Linked DNA regions of Mus musculus: region 2 is linked to region 1. The links are chromatin loops, found by intact Hi-C in ENCODE. Cell type or tissue: left cerebral cortex. All regions are shown on one strand. Each heading gives the region's core, and the rest is flanking DNA. Links, peaks and the distances in the headings are about the cores only.

The links. Peaks named below come from ENCODE experiments on the same cell type or tissue, not always from the same donor. Only the 100,000 strongest peaks of a DNase experiment are listed, where the experiment ranks them.
Region 2: a loop joins it to region 1, with 2.0 times the contacts of the local background. A loop is called at or near these places in 9 of 42 quality-filtered maps.

What each region holds. Positions count from the first base shown.
Region 1 is chr10:12,861,592-12,870,860 of GRCm38, reverse strand. Utrn (utrophin) reads left to right here and starts at 9,126. Exons shown (of 74, transcript NM_011682.4): 1 at 9,126-9,269. The coding sequence starts at 9,215. In left cerebral cortex, for the core only: CTCF peaks have their summits at 2,636 and 3,774 (motif pointing right); DNase peaks (open chromatin) are centred at 1,645, 2,336, 2,708, 3,234 and 1 more place; H3K4me3 peaks cover 3,129 bases; H3K27ac peaks cover 2,248 bases.
Region 2 is chr10:12,735,304-12,744,572 of GRCm38, reverse strand. It overlaps Utrn (utrophin), which reads left to right. Exons shown (of 74, transcript NM_011682.4): 8 at 368-528; 9 at 5,003-5,206; 10 at 6,307-6,488; 11 at 7,471-7,621. Among named protein-coding and RNA genes, the nearest start is that of Utrn, 120 kb to the left of the region's middle. In left cerebral cortex, for the core only: no CTCF peak of the experiment used is centred there; DNase peaks (open chromatin) are centred at 4,814 and 5,100; H3K27ac peaks cover 204 bases.

The DNA of each region.
Region 1 (9,269 bases), core at 596-8,595:
ACAGAGATGGTAATCTATACAACATGTTTGATCTGATAGCAGGAATCTCCAATGTTTTTGCTTACATGTCTTATCTCACCTGAATGAATTCTACGTTCTTCAAGGGCAAGATCTATGTTGGATTTCTATGTATCATCTGCCTCAGTAGGCCTTATATAGATGCTTGTTAATGGAAGGAATGAAAGTGAATGAGATCAAGTCATATCAGTTCCCAGTTGGTGTTTAGGTTCTATTTGGCTTGTATGAAGAATGCCCTCCAAGGTGAAGTTGTTAAGTCAGAGACTTTATAAAAAAGTCTTTTCCAAGACTTCCTTCAGTCCCAGCCCACAGTACTTAGAGACTCCAGAGGTTTTCAACTGGTAATTAACACAAGGCTAGTGAATTATTTTTACTGGCTCATAAATTAACCCTTGAGTACTAAGGAAGCAATAAGCCGTAATCAATCTGCTTCGACTTTGGTTGCTATTTTTATTTCCTTCTCCAAGTTTTATCAGGAAAACAGTAATGGGAACACGTTAGAATGAAATGTATAATAAAAATGCATACATAACACAAACTTCATTACGTCCGTGATAGGTCTCGGCTAAGCCCGTAAACTCCCAACAAGTTCTGCAAACAGATGTAAGTTTGCTTGGAAAAATAGAAAATAAATAAATAAATAACTAGATAAATAAAGGTTTGGCAGATGGTGCCACTGGTAAGACCCCTACTGAATACTAAAGTCTGAAGACCTGAGTCTGATTCCTGGGTCCCACAGAAAGGTGTAAGGTGAAAGCTGGCTCTACAAAGTTGAGACAGAGAGAATTTAGATAGGTATGATATTTGTGTCTACTGTCACCAGCACCCCAAATACACACAACACACACACACACACACACACACACACACACACACACACACACACACGGTAAAAATTTTAAAGGTCAGCACCAACACTATTTGTGTATATGAACATATAAGGACACTTGGGATTGTTTAGACAGCATTTAAAATGATGCAAAAGAAATTTCCATAAAATAAATATACCCCTGGATTTAGAACCCCAAACTCAACAACCTCAGTAAACTGAAATGGGGCGAATTGGCCAGAAGGTTGAGATTTATGTAAGATAATAATAAAAAAAATTAAAAGTACTGTTGATAAGAGACCTAGTGTGCCTAGAGGGGTGTGACACACATTTTCGGACAATTTGAATAAAGGGCACGGTGCGTGCGCGCGGTGACTATTCCAGCTTCTGGCTTCCAGCACGCACGACTGGTTCCGGGATTCTCGCACCGCGCACCGCACGGAGCCGGCTGCTGCGGGCTGGGAGGGCGCCTAGGGCTAGCGCTGATTGACCGGGCGCGCGGTCAGGTGACCCGAAGCGCCACGTTCTGGGAGCCCGGCCCGCGGTGGCTTCCCAGGCCGGGGCAGGACCGAACCCGGAGCCGAGGGGGACTGGTCTCCCCGGGAGAACAAAGTTGCCCGGCCTGGGGCCCCGGGGCGCGCGAGCGGCGAGACGGCGGGTCCGACCTGCGGGATCCACGGCTCCGAGGCTGGGCGATTCGTGCTGGGAGACGCGAGCCCCTACCCGGGGTGGCGGGCGGACCCAGCAGCGCCCCACCCTCGCTCTCCAACAAAGGGGCCGGCGGCAGCCGGAGGAGGACCTGGAGGAGGAGCCGGAGCGGCGAGCAGCTCTCGCGCACAAAGTTGTGGAGTCGCCCTTCCCCCGAGGAGGGGAGCGGGCAGCGCCGGGCGCGGGATTTCTCCCGCCCAGGGCCGAGGAGGAGCCCTGGGCTCCTCAGCCGATCGGGCCACCTCGGGGAGCGGCGCCCCTTTTCTTTCGGGTCATTCCTGCAGAGGGAAAACTCCTGCGTGCGCCTGCCCCCAGGCTAGCGTTTGGACTGTTTTGTTTTTGGCGGAACTACCGGGCAGGAAGATTGCACAAGTCAGGGGGCGTTTCCAATCGGGTGTCAATTTTGGATCTCCCCCCCCCCCACCCCCCTTTGGATCTTGTCGGGCTTTCCACGTTTCACTTAAAAAAAATTCTTGTAACGTCCAAGGCAAGCTCCCCACCACCCGAACACGCCCAGAGGAACCTTGGGGCCTCTGGGACTTGGCTAGCAGGTAAGCCCATGCATTATTGAAGCTTCGGTCTGGGTAATGTGACCGCAGTCCCCTAGGGAATGGGGCGGGGGTTGAAAGGAGGTGGGACCTTTCTGCAGTTCCACCGCCCGGGTCCCGAAGTAGCTGTAGCCAACTTCTGCACTTTCCCTGGAAGCTCAGCGTCCCCTGCCTGGGCGGGAGAGAGCTGGGTTGAGAAGGTGGGAATCTGTACTGGTCGCCAAGGTCTCAGATTCCTAGGTCTAGTTTAGTACTGTTGTTTTGTCTCTCCCTGAGAGGAGAGGCTGTCTGTCGCCTGTCCGTTTACCGCCCCGAGCCGGGCAGCAGGACTAGCGATCTCCAAGAGGGGACGTGGCCTCTTCTGAGAGCTTGTCACACACCTCCGGTCCCGGGAAGGCGGGGCCCGGGCGGTGTCCGGGAGGAGAGGGTGGGGAGGGCGGTTGTGCGGTGGGAGGGTTGGGGAGAGCTTCCTAGCCGGCCTCCAGGCTGGGGGCGTGCTCGACCTCTCTGTGGTTGCCGTTCCTGAGGGTGGGGCCCCAGTGTGGCGAGGTGGCAAGCCTGCAGCTGTGGAGAGACAGAGGGGATAGGGGTACCTCATTGGTGCGCAGTCCCGCCCGGCCGCCTGCTTTTCCGGACTCTTGGCATCCCTCACTGCAACTGACAAGGTAATTCATGCCCCTCTTTGGCCTGGGTCTGAGGCTCTGCTTGCCCAAGGCCACTTACAAAACCAACAAAGGGCTAATTGTAGGCTGTGCAACTTTTAGAAGGCACATTGTTCAAAGAGACTTTTCAAGTCCCTGGATTCCGACCGTGTGGCGTTCCAGGGTTATTTCAAGGGGAGGAGAAAACGTGTGTGACTCTTCAGAGTCAGGGACCCGCCTTTTTTAAACCCCCAAATTGGAGATCCTGGGTGTAATTCCGGGCCCCACTCTCTGGAGTCACTGAGGTATCATCCTTTATTCTTCTAGCCTTCAGATCACCTGGGTCACCAGGATCTGGAGAGGTGGCCTCTCCATGCGTTTAAGTGGGAGGGTCTGCCGCGGCCAGAGCGCACGAATTCCAAGAGAGATGGGATCTCCAGGGTGGCATGGCAGCAGTCTCATCGTCCCGTTGGAACTTGCCCTGGGCCTGTGAAGTCAGGCTGGACCCTCGGGGGCTGGCTGCTGGTGGCGCTGGAGAAGCAGCCTGCTGATAACGCTAGTGCCTGCCAGAGCTGGAGGAATTCGAAGCTCTTGTGGGTCGTTCAGTCCCGAGGACAAGGCAGTGAGGGGCATGGGCCATTCCTGCTGAAGTCCCCCCACCCCCTCACCAGCGTTTATGAGGCTTTCGAGATAGCTTTAACTCTCCTTTGGGTGTTTACTCAAAATTTATTGCGCCTGTAAACAGCATTAATCACAGTGGCATTAACCTTCCCTGGAGCGCTTCTTAGTGTGAATGGCAGTTCTTGGCACTCAGCGGTTTCCTTTACAAGCAGAAGGGCAAACTTGTTCTTCGGCATCCCTCTTCACTATCGCCAGCATTCCTAGCTTTTGGTTACTTGTGAGTGACTAGGTTTCCTCCACAGCCGTCTGGATGAATATTCCCTTAGGATGACACCGTTTGAATGTTGTGTATTCTTGAACTTTTGCCTATAAAGCCATCACCCCTGGCGTTCTGTTCTGGTATAACTAAGAAGCGTCCACCCTGAAGGGGGAACTGGCGCCTGTGCTGTGGTGCGTGTAGGTTTCAGTAGGGGAAACACTCGGTCAACGTCACCAGCTGTCATTTTGAGGGAAGAGAACGGAGGACAGCAATTGCATAGGAGCCCTATACAACCTCCGGGTCATTCACCTCTAGTTTCTCCCTTATCCGGGTGTAGAGTGTGGCTACTTCCATTCCACCAGTGTGGATGGCGGCAGAATGTCTTTGGGACACATTGTTACTAAGAAAGCCTTGGTTCTAGCCCAATGTAACTTGAACAGCCTGATAGAGTTGCAGTAGCATTTTATTTATGTTATTTTGAGAAAGGGTCTCACTGTGTGGCCTAGGCTGGCCTTGAACTGGCACTCCTCTTGCTTCAGCCTCTGAAGTAGCTGGGGTTATAGGTGTGCACCACTACACCTGGTTGGCATCTGGGAGTTTGGAAGGAGGTATCCTTAAACTCTCCAACTCACATGGAGCTCCTGGGACATTCGTGGCAACAAGAGTTGGTGGCTCTTAAATGTTGTTGTTTTTCTTTTTTCTTTTTATTGGATATTTTCTCTTTCTTTCTTTCTCCCTTTTCTTTTCTTTTCTTTTCTTTTCTTTTCTTTTCTTTTCTTTTCTTTTCTTTTCTTTTCCTTTCCTTTCCTTTCCTTTCCTTTCCTTTCCTTTCCTTTCCTTTCTTTTCTTAGACAGGGTTTCTCTGTGTGGCCCTGGCTGTCCTGAACTCACTCGGATATTTTCTTTATTTACATTTCAAATGATTTCCCCTTTCACGCTGTTCAATGTTTTAGTGTGTCCCTCTTCATTCTTTTCTAGCTCATTGATTTTTTTTTTCTGATGTTTTTGCAGTGTAGTAGGGATTTGTATTAGGAAGAAGACACGACTGGAAAAATTATCCCAATGTGAAAGGCAGAATCAAACATCACGATGAAATGGCATTATTGGATCTATGCAAATGAAACGCAACCCTGTGCACAAGTTAACTTTACCTCAAAATCAAATCGGTGACAGTGTTTGTGTGTGAGTGCGTGTGTGTGTGTGTGTGTGTGTGTGTGTGAGAGAGAGAGAGAGAGAGAGAGAGAGAGAGAGCATGTGTGCATTTTTAAAAGATGGCTCAGTGGTTAAGAGAGAGTCCACGTTCACTATCTTATGTCCATTTTTGGCCTCCTTGGGCACTAGACAGTCAAGGCAGACATTCACACAAAAATTTAAAAAATTCATTTTTCGACATTTATTTATCGAATGTGTGGTGATCAGGTTTAGGGGCAGGTCTCTTTCTAACAGAGTGGAAACATTTTTGGAAGCCTAACTGGAGGTCCCTGCATAAAGCCCCTTGGGAAGTGGCACTGGACTTGTCTTTCAAAGGAACTTCATTCCAGGAAAGAGACTTTTTCTTAGACAGCCGGGATTTCCTGTAATTAAATGTTTACATATTCTGTGGACAAGATTTTGGTTCTCTAATATATTAAGGATACACATAAAAGTTTAGAAAATCTTTCACACTCTGTACCTCAAGATAGGAATATATTTGCTTTTGATTATATTCTTTGTAGGGAGCTGTTCCGTGACCCCCTAGTCTCATGTAGCTCAGGCCGCCCTCAAACTCTCTGTGTAGCAGAAGGTGGCGTTAAACTCTGTCTTCTCCAACTGGGGTTACTTGTTCACTCCTGGCGAAAGCTGCTTGGCAAATGGCCAGGCTGCCAGTCCTCTTCGCTGGTTACTTTTGACTTTCATTTTGTTTTTGTAGTTCTGGGGATCGAACTCAGGACCATGCATGCACACCCTGCAGGCTACCATTAAGGCTCATCCTCAGCCCTTTTAGTTTATTTTTAATTTTTAGACAGGTAGCCTAGACTAGTTTGGGATTTACTCTGTAGCTCAGGCTAGCCTAGGATATTGAGGACCCTTTTTCCTCTGTCTCTTAAATGCTGGGGTTACAGCTGTGAGTCACTATACCCAGGTCTGTAAATCCTTAATAACCATAAAGTCAGAATAAACATTTAAGAATTTTTTTAATGTCCTTTAAAGTCTGGGAGACTGATGAAGCAATCCATATATGGAGAGGAAATGGTTCTTAAAGCTTTAACAGTTTCCCAGTGTTCCTTCGCTTCTACTGCATTCACTCTCATTTTGCTCTTATTAATGGACTCTACTCATTTCCTGACTTGCAGAAAGAAAAGTTATTATGTTGCATAATGTTAATATTTATATAATAAAGTACTGTTTGCTACGGTGAATGACTATTGAATAATGGAACACACAACTATTACACAAATAAGAAATTTAAAATAACAATATAGTACAATTCATTCTTCGAAGTAAGGATTCATGCTGGAGAGATGGCTCCTTGGCTCAGAGCACTTCTTACTTTCCCAGAGGCTCCAGGTTCAGTTCCTAGCACCCACTGTGGGCGACTCAAGACTACTGGTAACTCCACTTTTAGGGAATGGAACACTCTTTTCTGGCTTTCGAAGGTATCAGGAATTAACAGAGACAAAAATGCAGGCACTCACATGTACACATAAAAATATTTTAAAATCGTAAAGAAGAACCACTAAAGAATTGGTGGTCCATTACTACCTAGAAAGAAACCCTAGTTCTGACATTTGCTTCTCTCTCTCTCTCTTTTTTTTTTGAGGTGGTGGGGGTCTGACTTGGCAGCTCAAGCCGACCTAGAACTCAGTGATCTGTCATCTCAGGGATGACAGACACAAACCACCTTGCCTGGCTCTGACGCGTGTTTTAATGTGTGAATTAGTGTACTTTCTCTGCAGATTACTGTTGGGATGTCTTGACTCTGATATTCCTAAGTAGTGATTAAGTTCATTGACATTGGGGCGCTCTTAAAGGGGGCCGTGGTCTGGAAGAGACAGAGAGACTGAGCTGAGAGACTGAGCTTGGCTCCTCTCTGGGCAGTGTAATCCAGGAAGCTCGGGAGCAGAGAGGAGCAGTGTTTGCTGGCGTTCTTAATGAACGGGTGCTCCTGCAGGGCAGATCTTCAGATCTTTAGGCCCTGGAGATATTTCTCACAGTTACTGAAGATTGGATTGTTTTATCTGAGTGGTACCTACCCATGTACAGCAGAATTGGTGTCATGACCCTTCCAGAATGAAGTTTTTATCAGTGGGCAACATGGCTATCTACATTTCTACATACATCTACAAGCCGTACCACCCCTGAGGTCCAGATCCGTATTTCCCGAATGCTCCCTTTCTCTTTCTGTGTCTCAGAAGCACCTTACACTGAGAAAATCCAAACCGCATCCATTCTTCTCTGTAATGTCCTCAGCGGTTCCCAACCGAGTAGTAGTTCGTCTACTTCTGAGCTGCCCTGTGCCAGCTGAGTCACTCAGCATGCTAGTATCCTGCGTCTCTAATGCCAGGGCTGTCCCTGAGTCTTATTGACCTTTTATTTAATATCCTGTGTATCTATTTATTTTTTTTCCATCTAATCCATTGAGGCCACAATCACATATTGCTTATATTAACAGCGTTATAACAGAGAGATTAGCACAACAGATACAGAGCTGCTCGTATTTTCTTTATAACATTTACTTCCTCTGCCTGTGTGTATCTTTGCATGTATGCTTGTGCGTATCGATTTGTATATATATAAATGCATAGACGTCGAAGATCCTGTCATACTTCTCACTAATGACTTCATAGTGTCTCCTACAATGGAAGATATCCTCCTCCCTAACATCGCTGCTAACTAATCCTGCAGTGTAACATTGGTATAATAATATTGCCTAAAGTAAACCCTAAAATGTTTTCTTTGAAAATTCAACCCAGGATAGTATTTGGTGGTCAGGTCTCTTTTGTTTTGTTTAATCCATGAAGAAACTACCTTTCTTTGGGTGGTTTTTGTTTGAGTGACACTGGGCCTGTGGGATGTGTGTGTTGTTTGTGTGTATTATAGTTTGGAGGCCAGAGATTGGCATAGTGCCTTATTTTTGAGACAGGATCTCTCATTGAACCTGGGGCTCGCTGGTTGGCTATGATCCTTTGTTTCCAGAGGAAGTAGTTGGAAACAGGCATTGCTGGCACATGCCCATGCTTGCTTCCCTCTTTTATTTTTATAAAATTCGAGGGATTGAAGTCAGGTTCCCATGATTGTGCAGTAGGCTCTTTACCCACAGACCCATCTCCTAATTCCCTAGGCCTTTTGTTTTGATAGCCTCTTCCAATTTGTGTGCCCATGATAAGCCTCATGATTGATTCTCCGACAGACAGAGATACTCAACAGAGGGTGCGCTGTGATTCCATTTATCACCTGAGGCCCCATTGATGCTTTTGTAAAGTCTGGTCAAGCGTGGGATTATTTTTCTCTAACGCAGTAGCATGAAACAATTTCAGATGCAGAGAAGAGCTGAAATGTTTCCATTCGACATCTCCTTTCTCACGGCCTAAGTTCTTTAATGAGAGCACTGCTCTAATGTACTGTAGTCCTTGGTGCTTCCTGAGTTACTCTGGTCTACTGACAAGCCATGGTGTGAACGGGCTTATGTCACCTCTCTGATTGTCCTTCTCCTCAGACAGGTATCCAAGCCTCTCTAGGAATCTCTGGCCCCAGCTTTCTTCCTCGGCTGTGTGACGTGCTTCCCAAAAGCAGGACTTAGCCCCCTGCCTCCCAGTTCTCAGCGGCGCTAATATTTCACATACCAAGCTCTTCTCTTTTCTACTTGCCCTGTAGCTAGTGAACTTCTTCCTCTCCTTGAAGGATAGACCCAAATGTCATTGCTTAGGAAGGCCTTCTCAGTGGCCCTGGGCAGGTGTGACTCGTCCACTTTATGACTTTATGACTTTATCTTTCTCTTCCGGACTGCTGTCAGTCATCAGGGTTGTAATGAGGTCATTGATTATAGAGTGAATTTCATTTTATCCGTGAAGCTCGGTGTCCATAAGCCTCACTCACGTGGAAGAGGCTGTGCTAAATAAAGCCTCATGTGGATGTGCTCAGGAAGCCACTCCGTAACTGTGTCTTAGACTATATGTGGCTGGAGATGGCTTAGCAGTTAAGTACTTGACACCCCACCTCAGTATCCGTGCAGATGCCCGGCACATTTGGCAGCCTGTTTGTAATCCCAGCACGTGGGATGTGAGTTCAGGGGAACCCTGGGGTTCAAACAGAGACCCTGCTTTAACATAAAAGGTAGAGAGCAGCAGTTGAGGCAGACACCCAAGTGTCAGCCTCTGACCTCCACGTGCACATGCACACATGTACATGCACACCCACCCCTTTCACATGTGCACACACAGACCTGTGCCAGAAGCAAAGGAAAAAACAAATAAGGAATATGTTTCTGTATTTCTACTCAATACTTTCTCTTTTCCTGTTAGGTATTCATGCTAGCCTGGACCATTTTTCAGATTTAGCCTTCAGAAGAGGATCTGGGAAAGCCTTTGGATTATACTGAAACTCATTCAAGATGGCCAAGTATGGGGACCTTGAAGCCAGGCCTGATGATGGGCAGAACGAATTCA
Region 2 (9,269 bases), core at 500-8,499, 130 kb after region 1:
CATGAGTAGCTCTTAGAGCATTTTGAGACAGTTTTTTGTTTGTTGTTTTAAAATTTGTTCTTGAAGGCAGGGTCTTAGTTAGTATGGAGCCTAGGCAGTCTTCAAACTCATGAACCTCCTGCCTCAGCCTGTCAGGAGCTGAATTGCAGTATGCATTATCATGCCCACCTTATGGAAAACTTAAGAACCGGAGGCTGAATAAGTCTTCACCTCTGTCCATATTTTGTGATCTGCAGCAGCAATTTCCTGAGAGGCAGCATTATGGAGATCACAAATGAGGCATTGTTTCTGGGTACAAGAACAGTCACTTTTTACTTGGTATCGAGCAGTCCACACGTTTCTGAGTCATCTTTTCTTCTGCTTTTAGATGTTGCTGTGCATCTCCCTGACAAGAAATCCATAATTATGTATTTAACGTCTCTGTTTGAGGTGCTTCCTCAGCAAGTCACGATAGATGCCATCCGAGAGGTGGAGACTCTCCCAAGGAAGTATAAGAAAGAATGTGAAGAGGAAGAAATTCATATCCAGGTGCTGGCTCATTTTTCTCGAAACTTTTGCCGTGCCTGTTTGATTTCCCCCAGGTCAAACTTGTGCAGGGTGTTTTCTGAACATGTGTGTGTGTGTGTGTTTTTTTTTTCTGAGTTCCGTTTTTTATGAAACAGGGAAGTGTTTTGTTTCTCAAGGTGAGTAGCGTCTGGGGCTGTTGATCGTGGTGCTGTGTGGTACGCTAAAAGCTCTACTATGGAGTCAACTGGATGCTGAGTGGTGGATTCTGTTTATGCTGAGAGGCCAAGGCGTTGACCTGGTGTGGGGAACGTTTTCTCTCATGTTGTCCTGGGTAATTTTTGTTAAGTAGTAATTTTCTTTCTGTTTGGGGTCCATTAATAGAGAACTTTTGCCCCCAATATCTTCTCATAAGGATTCTCAAAATACCAGCCTTACTTTCCCTTTCCCCTGGAAGAGGCACTGTACTATAAATCATTCATCAGATTTTTCCAGAAATGGGCTAACAGATGATTTCACCAGCAAATAAATGAGATTTTCCTAAGGAGATATGAATAATGGATTTTTTTCTTTCTCCATTACCCTGGCTTGACTCAACCCATATTTTGTCTCTTTGTGATTTTTGTCTAAAATCCCATTCTTCTTCATTCATAAAAGGAAGACCGTTCAGATTTTCGAAGTCATGCATTTTAGCAACTAAGTCCAGATGTTCACACAGGCGCTGGGGAGATGGCTCAGTCAGTAGAGTGCTCTATGTCCATGCCTGAGGAGCTGAGTTAGGATGCCCTGCATGTACATAGACATCGGGTTTGGTGGTCTCCCTGTATCCTGATGCTGGGAGACAGGGATGGGCGGGTTAGCGGAACTCATGGGTCAGCCAGCATAAGTGAGTCACTGAGCTCCACCTTCAGTGAGAGACACTGTCTCAGTGAAGGAAGGAAGGTGGTGAGTGATTGGAAAATACACTAGATATCAACCTCTGGCTACCACATTCGTGTGAACACACATGCTTACACACCACATAGATATACACATATGAGGAAAAAGAGGGGGTGAGGATTGCAAATTTGTGAGAAGTGCATTTTGGATGAGTGTGTGCCCTGCAGCTTACATGTCACCCTCTGGTACTTGGATGGGGTCAGTGACTTGGCCTCTTGACCACTGTGGTTAATGTTACCTCCTTGGCAAAGGCAACACAAAGAATACTCACTTGCTAAGCCCGTTTCTCTGTCATTACTATAGATTTCTCTCCAGATTTGCTTTGACATTCTCATTTAGCAAATTTGCTTTCATTTTTTTAAAAAAGTTACTCAATTTTCCAATTATAATAATCTTGAACATATCATCTTTTTCCCCTATTTTTATGAGATTCAAAGAGTTTACTTACTCTTTTAGATTTTGGGTGGCATGTAGTAATCATTTTATTTTTATCCATTTAGAAAAAGGAGAAAAACACCTTATTGAATAGGAAAAGGGAGAGATGGAGCCTGATTGTGAATCCTGGTTTCTTTTTAGTTTTGATCATCAAATAATGCAGAAGGAAAACCCTTAACTACTGCAAATTGTTTACCTTGGCTCCTGGACACTGCTTTGGTTCAATGATGTACTTTCACTGGGTGACTAAGATGGTGTTCTGGGCTGTCCTGTAGGTCTTGCCTCTTGTATTTACAGTCATTTCTTCATTGGACTGATTTATTTTTGTTAAAAAGAGAAGATATTTCAATTCTTAGTGTTAAGGCTGTCCTCTCAAAAAGGAAGGGCCATTAAGATGGTTCAGTTGGTAAAAGTGATTGTTTGTTCTGAAGCTTGATGGTTTAGGTTAGATCCGTAGAACTCACATAATGGTAGGAGAGTGCACTATATAATTGTTCACCAGCCTCCGTATGTATGTATATACTCATACAGAAACATAGCAAATCATAGGAAAAAGAAGTGGATTTTACTTATTTTATGGTATTTAGCTAAAACAATCACTTCTTTAGCATGCAAGGTTGGTATGGTAAGAATTTCAGAAACCACTTTCTATTTGTTAATGACTGAGTGGTTTAATGCTCACGCTGTTTATTGTATGCTTTTATTGGTAACTTAGAGGCTAAGTTCCATTAAGTGAGGGAATGATGTGGTCAAGTCTTGATTGTCTCCTCGTTGGCTTGTCTTGCTGTCCACTGTTCTCTAAGGAATGCTGACTGCCAGCCAGCCTTCTCTCTGAATCCTCTTTCTCCCACCATGCTGAGTAGCATTGGGAGGTCAGTAGGCAATCCCTGAGTTTCCCTTTAGAAACACGCCAGTTGAAAAGCTCCTGCGTATTTACATGGAGAGGCTTTGCTGCTTTCCACCCCTCGGGGGGATGCTGGTGCCTACACAGATGACCTTTGGCTGATGACTAGCAGTCCTAGTTTTGCATGTTCTTCCCATTGTCTAGACTTTTGCTTACCTCACCTTCTGAATTATCTTAGCACTGTGACTTCAGGCCTTTAAGTTGAGAGAATGTAGCTTATTTTCCTTCCTATGCCCTGGCATTGTTTGCGTCTTAATTTGCCAGTGTTTTTACTTATGATGACTGGTTTCTTTAACTCCTATAACTCAGTTGAAAACATTCCTTTGATCTCTCCTATAAAACAACATTTTCTGGGCTTCAACCCCAAGTTTTCATGAGGATTTAATACCTCTTATGCTTTAAATTGCAGTCAGAGTAGGCTTTTCTTCATTCCTGATTCTTATGTGTGTTGAATTCCATCTATGAAGGATCTTCTACCTATATGGTCTCTGAGCATGCCTTCCCCTTTTCCTACACTTAAACAGAACCTTTGAGTTTCTCCCTAACCAATTAAGATCCGTCTCTATGTGCCCACAGTCTTTCTTGCCCTGTCAGTATTTTTGTGAACTATGTCAAGAATTTTAAATAGTGACTTAAGACCGTGGAAAGGATAGTGAGGGATTTCAGGCCGGGCGACCTGTGGGTGTGAACACATGAGAGAGACCATTCTCTCTGCTGCCTGAGAAGTGGCTTGGCAGATAGGACTGTGGGTGCCAAGGGTTAGCAAGCCATTGTGGGCCAGAGGAGAGACGGGTGGTGCAGAAGTGGAGAGGTCTGCATGGATTTGAGTTGAACTTTGAAGGTAGGACTAGTTTGCAGATTAAACACGGGAGAGGGAAGAAAGAGGGGTGTGTCCAAGTATATCACCCAGGTTTTTGGCTGTGGTGCCTAGGTGCATGGAGCCTGGGGTAGGTGTTGGCAAGTTTTGGGGTGGGTGAAACAAATGAGTGTTTAAATGTGGGTCTGGTTTGATATATCTTTAAAGATGCTGCAGATGTTATTGCTGCTGAAAGTTAGAAGAGAGTTTTACTAGAAATAAAATATCTATCGAATCTAGATTATTTTTTAAAAATCAAATAGGAATAGATGATATCACTTAGTTAAGGTATATCGAAAGAAGGGAGAAAGAAGTTCAGGAGGGTTACTGCTTGCAGATGGGCAGGGCCACTGGATTGGGAAGGAGAGCTTTGGAAGTCAGGATGGATCGGCTCCAGGCACAGCCACTGGGAGGCTTCTGGAAGAACCACGTGAGACCTGGCTTCTCTTGTTTCCAGTTGGTGCCTGTTATTCCGGCATAGCTGTTATCAGAAACATTTTAATTGATTGGCTAATTGTATGATTACTCTAAAAAGTAAGTCTGGGAAAATGGCTTTGTCAGCTTTTCAGTCATTTGGGGGCAAATGTTGAGACTGTTGAAGCAGACTGTTAAGACTTTGGTGGTAACATGTGTAGGCATGACTTTTACCATTCTCCTCATTTATGTACATGTGGGATAGTTTACACACGTCTTGAAGAAGTTTTGTTTGAATGGAAACAAAGGAACAGCAGAGCCAGTAGGCTTGATTACAAGATCATTAAGTGCATAAAGAGAAACTAGTAAGTTAGAGAAAGATCGGCAGACATTTATTTTACAAGTCCTAACCCTCAAACCACATCCCCCAAACAGAACAGCTCACACACTAGAGGGCTGTTGCCTCAAAACAATGAAACATGAAATCCCATCCGTTCCACAGGTTGTATGTGCGCCCTTGTTCACTGTTTAATACATGGCACCAGAATGCAGGGTCCCTAAAGAATTCTAAGCAGGGGTCAAAGCAGAGTGTCAGGCTCTCTATTCTGTAAACTGCAACCGTTGTTCAAGGGCCAGCATGTTCTTAGTTCTCCATCAAAATTCTCTATGTCTTGAAGTCAAATACTGGCATTTGGAGTTTTATTTTTGTCCAGTGACTCATGTGGGATATTTTTCTCTCCATGCCTCTTCCAATGTGGCGCTTGTGTGTGTACTCTATTTTGTATTTCTTGGCTGTCAGTGTCCTCTGATTAATTCATGGCTTCATTCACTCAGCTCCTGAAAACTGGGGGTTGTCTCCTGAGATCCTAGTCCCTACCTTGGTTTCTCCAGACATTGCTCATGTGGTGAGCGTCTGTATGTTCATGGTTGCTGTGGCTTTGTTTCCACAGAGTGCAGTGCTGGCAGAGGAAGGCCAGAGTCCCCGAGCTGAGACCCCTAGCACCGTCACTGAAGTGGACATGGATTTGGACAGCTACCAGATAGCGCTAGAGGAAGTGCTGACGTGGCTGCTGTCCGCGGAGGACACGTTCCAGGAGCAAGATGACATTTCTGATGATGTCGAAGAAGTCAAAGAGCAGTTTGCTACCCATGAAGTAAATATCTGTGGCCGAGAGCCATATTTTTCCAGGGCCGGGCCTGATTTTTAGGGGTGGTGGTAGGTGGAGTGACTTCACCATTGGCTTGGTATTTACCAAATGATGCTCTGTAAAAAGATCATGATGTAGTGCCTGCATTATTTACGTGGGCTTTGTTAGAAAACTGGAGTGATCGACAGTTCATGAGAATCAGATTTCAGGCAGTCTTGTGACATTTTGTGTATTTTTTTAGAACTGAGGATTAAATCAGTGTGAACATTGTTCCTTTTTGAAATATTGAGCTGTAGTTGCAAATCAACATAGCCAACTAGTATCCCAAATAATCAGGTTTCTCATGCTACCCTAAAAGCCAGTATTTTTATTTGTTGTCTGATTAAGCCAGTGTTATATCCAGTGTTCCTGCACGATTTTATGCAAGGGCAGCTACCTGCTATTTAGAGATAGAATCATGATTTTTCACTCTATGGGAAATTCTTTACGGTTAAGTGGGTTCTTGTGTGTGTGTGTGTGTGTAAGCAGCTCCTCTTCTCCTTCTTCTTCTTCTTCTTCTTCTTCTTCTTCTTCTTCTTCTTCTTCTTCTTCTTCTTCTTCTTCTTCTTCTTCTTCTTCTTCTCTATTTTTACATTAACAACATAATCATCATTTACTTAAGAGATAGCTTAGCTGTTAAAGGTGCTTGCTGCAAAACTGATGATCCAAGGTCGGTCCCTGCAACTCACTTGGTGGAATGACAGATCCACCTCTTATGAGCTGTCCTGTGATTCCCTATATGTGTGTTGAAATGCTGAACATGGTGTGTGTACATGGACACATTCACGGGTGAATGGGGATACACACCCATGAATAGTTGTAAAACTTTTAAAATCTACTATTATCATCCATAACATTGTTTTCTTTGATCTAGCTTTCTCTTGAGTTATGGTTAATACCAAATCTCTCATTTCAGAGCTTTCCACCTTTGGTGAAAGCCTCCTCCGTCTTTGCTTTGCACAGGTTCCTTTCTCTGGGGCGTTGCTGTTGGGCTTATGCACTACCAGTTTGTTGTTTCATGTCTTCGCAGCAAGTGACTCACTAACTACCACAATCTCCTTTGCTAGACTTTTATGATGGAGCTGACAGCACACCAGAGCAGCGTGGGGAGCGTCCTGCAGGCTGGCAACCAGCTGATGACACAAGGGACTCTGTCAGAGGAGGAGGAGTTTGAGATCCAGGAACAGATGACCTTGCTGAATGCAAGGTGGGAGGCGCTCCGGGTGGAGAGCATGGAGAGGCAGTCCCGGTGAGTGGAGCTCAAGGACCGAGAGCCTGACTCCCCAGACCACAGTGCACAGTGACACTCAAGTACAGGCCTGCGGGGCTGTGACTAAAATCAGTACAGGGCAAGCCTTCCACTGTCCTCACACCGCTCTGTGAGTCTCATCTCTGTCAAGATCATAGAGGACAGTTGGAATGCAGAGGGTAGTAAGAGGGGAAGTTATATTTTGCATGGGTGATATTGTAATTTTATATTTGTTACAGTGATAAAACACCCTGGCCAAAAAGGCAACTTAAGGGAGGAAAGGATTTATTTTAGCTAACAATTCCAGGTTTTGGTCTCATTTTGGGGACCCCCGAGGAGTGGGAGCTTGAATTCAGTAGTCATGTCACTGCACAGTGAGGAGCAGAGAAGAATGACTGTGCCCATGCTAGTGCCCAACTGGCTTTCTTTACTTTCATACAGTCCAGGGCCCCAACCAGGGAGTGGTGCTGCTCGGTTTCAGACTAGCCTTCCTATATCAATTAGGTTAATAATCAATGCAGCTCCCCACAGACAAGGCCTCAGGTTAACCTCATTTAGACAGCCCCCTCATTGAGGCTGTCACCACAGGACAGTGTGCCACGGGCCTACTTACTGTTCAGTGGTCTGTAACAGTTTAAAGAGCAGGCTTATACCATGGTCTGTTTCACTTTCCACGTTGTGATTCGCGTTCCGGTGCCGTTTCCACCAATTTAATACGCCAGGAATTCCTGAGTGTAGAAACAATGATTCTGTTTTGAATACAGGGAGCTGTTATTTATATTCCTGACTGCCCTTAATGAACTCCAGTTATGAATCAAATCAGAGCTTTCCCCCTTAGTTTCTATACTGATGGACTCTCTGCTACTTGGATGGTTAGGGTACACAAGGCTGTGTTTTCCTGCCCCCGCTTCCCTGGTGCTCAGAGTGGGTGCCCGTGCCAGGGGACAAGCCCGAGGGAATGACACTCTGTCCTCCTGGCCAGGCTGCACGACGCTCTGATGGAGCTGCAGAAGAAACAGCTGCAGCAGCTCTCAAGCTGGCTGGCCCTCACAGAAGAGCGCATTCAGAAGATGGAGAGCCTCCCGCTGGGTGATGACCTGCCCTCCCTGCAGAAGCTGCTTCAAGAACATAAAGTAAATTTGCTGCTTGTTCCTTTTCTACTTCCTTGTGTAGGAAGAGTGCTGAGCTGACCCGGGGCCTGATGGCTTCTCTCGGTGTGGAGTTGGGCTACTTCTTCCCTGTTGCTTTTTATTCAGAAGGTGTTCGTTGGGAGGTGACATTTTGGAAAGAGACAGCTTTGCACACATGTCCATGTCTTTCTTCTGAAAGTGTGTGACATTTGTCACATTTGGCAAGGGTGATTTGTTTGTTTTTTGTTTTTTTTTGTTTTGTTTTATTTTTTTTATAAATCTTTTTAATAAAGATTAATTTATTTATTATTATAAGTACACTGTAGCTGTCTTCAGATGCACCAGAAGAGAGCATCAGATCTCATTACGGATGGTTGTGAGCCACCATGTGGTTGCTGGGATTTGAACTCAGGACCTTCGGAAGAGTAGTTGGTTCTCTTAACCACTGAGCCATCTCTCCAGCCAGGCAAGGGTGGTTTTGGACTCACAAGTGCATGAGAACCTGAACATATGGGCAGGAATACACAGTGTGGGTGGAGAAAGAAACAGGGATATATACTTATACTTAATTAGGATTAGGATATATACCCAATCCTGTCAGGGAGACTGTTACCTCTTTTTTTTTTCTTTTTAAAAAAGATTTACTTTATTTATTATATGTAAGTACACTAGCTATCTTCAGACACCAGAAGACGGAATCAGATGGTTTTGAGCCACCATGTGGTTGCTGGGATTTGAATTCAGGACCTCCGGAAGAGCAGTCAGTGCTCTTAACCGCTGAGCCATCTCTCTAGCCCCCCGTTACCTCTTTTCAGAAGAGCATGAAGTGCTGAGTGAGGAACCAGCACATGGTGGACAGTGTGGTTTGGTTCTGAGATGAGTGGTTCGGTTTTTATAGCAGAAGAAAGGTAGAATTTTGTTGATCAGTGAAACATCTAGATAGCTGATACTAAGGCTTTAGGGTCACATGAAACACTACCCAAGAGGCATTTCACCATACTCTTGCTACTGTTTAAACCAATTACTCTCTACAGATGTCTAATGACTGTTCTCTTCCTGTGGAAGAGGGAAGTGAAGGTGTCCATATGCTTGTTCTTGGTTGCTCTCTTGGGGAGCTAATCAGAATAGCTTCTATGAGTCATACAGCCTTTTCCTCATTTTGCACATTATGGAACTACAGAAAATGACCTCTGATTCTATTTGCTTAAACTCTGGGTTTTTAGAGTAGTCAGGTCTACATTTTTGTCTTTTTTATTTTCCAGTGTCTCATTGTGTACCACTAGCTGACTTGGAACTTTCTATGTAGACCACGATGGCCTTGCACTCACTGCGATCCTCCTGTCCCTGCCTCTTTAGTGCTGGGATACCTGCATATGGATATATTTTTATTTTAATTCCTAGAATAGACACAGATTTTCTTCTTTTCCTCCTTTCCTTCTTCCTTCTCATCTTCTTCTACCTCGACTTGTTTTTTTGGGAAGAATTAGGACTGAAAATGGCACACATTGTCACACATTTACAATTGGTTTTGAAGTTGCACTCGCAGACTCTGGCTCCTAATGAAATGTAAGGGTGTGTTCAGGTTTCTTTCTTTAGTATGGTACTTAGGGTAATGGTTGGGAATGGCAATACCATGCCTCATTAGGTTCCT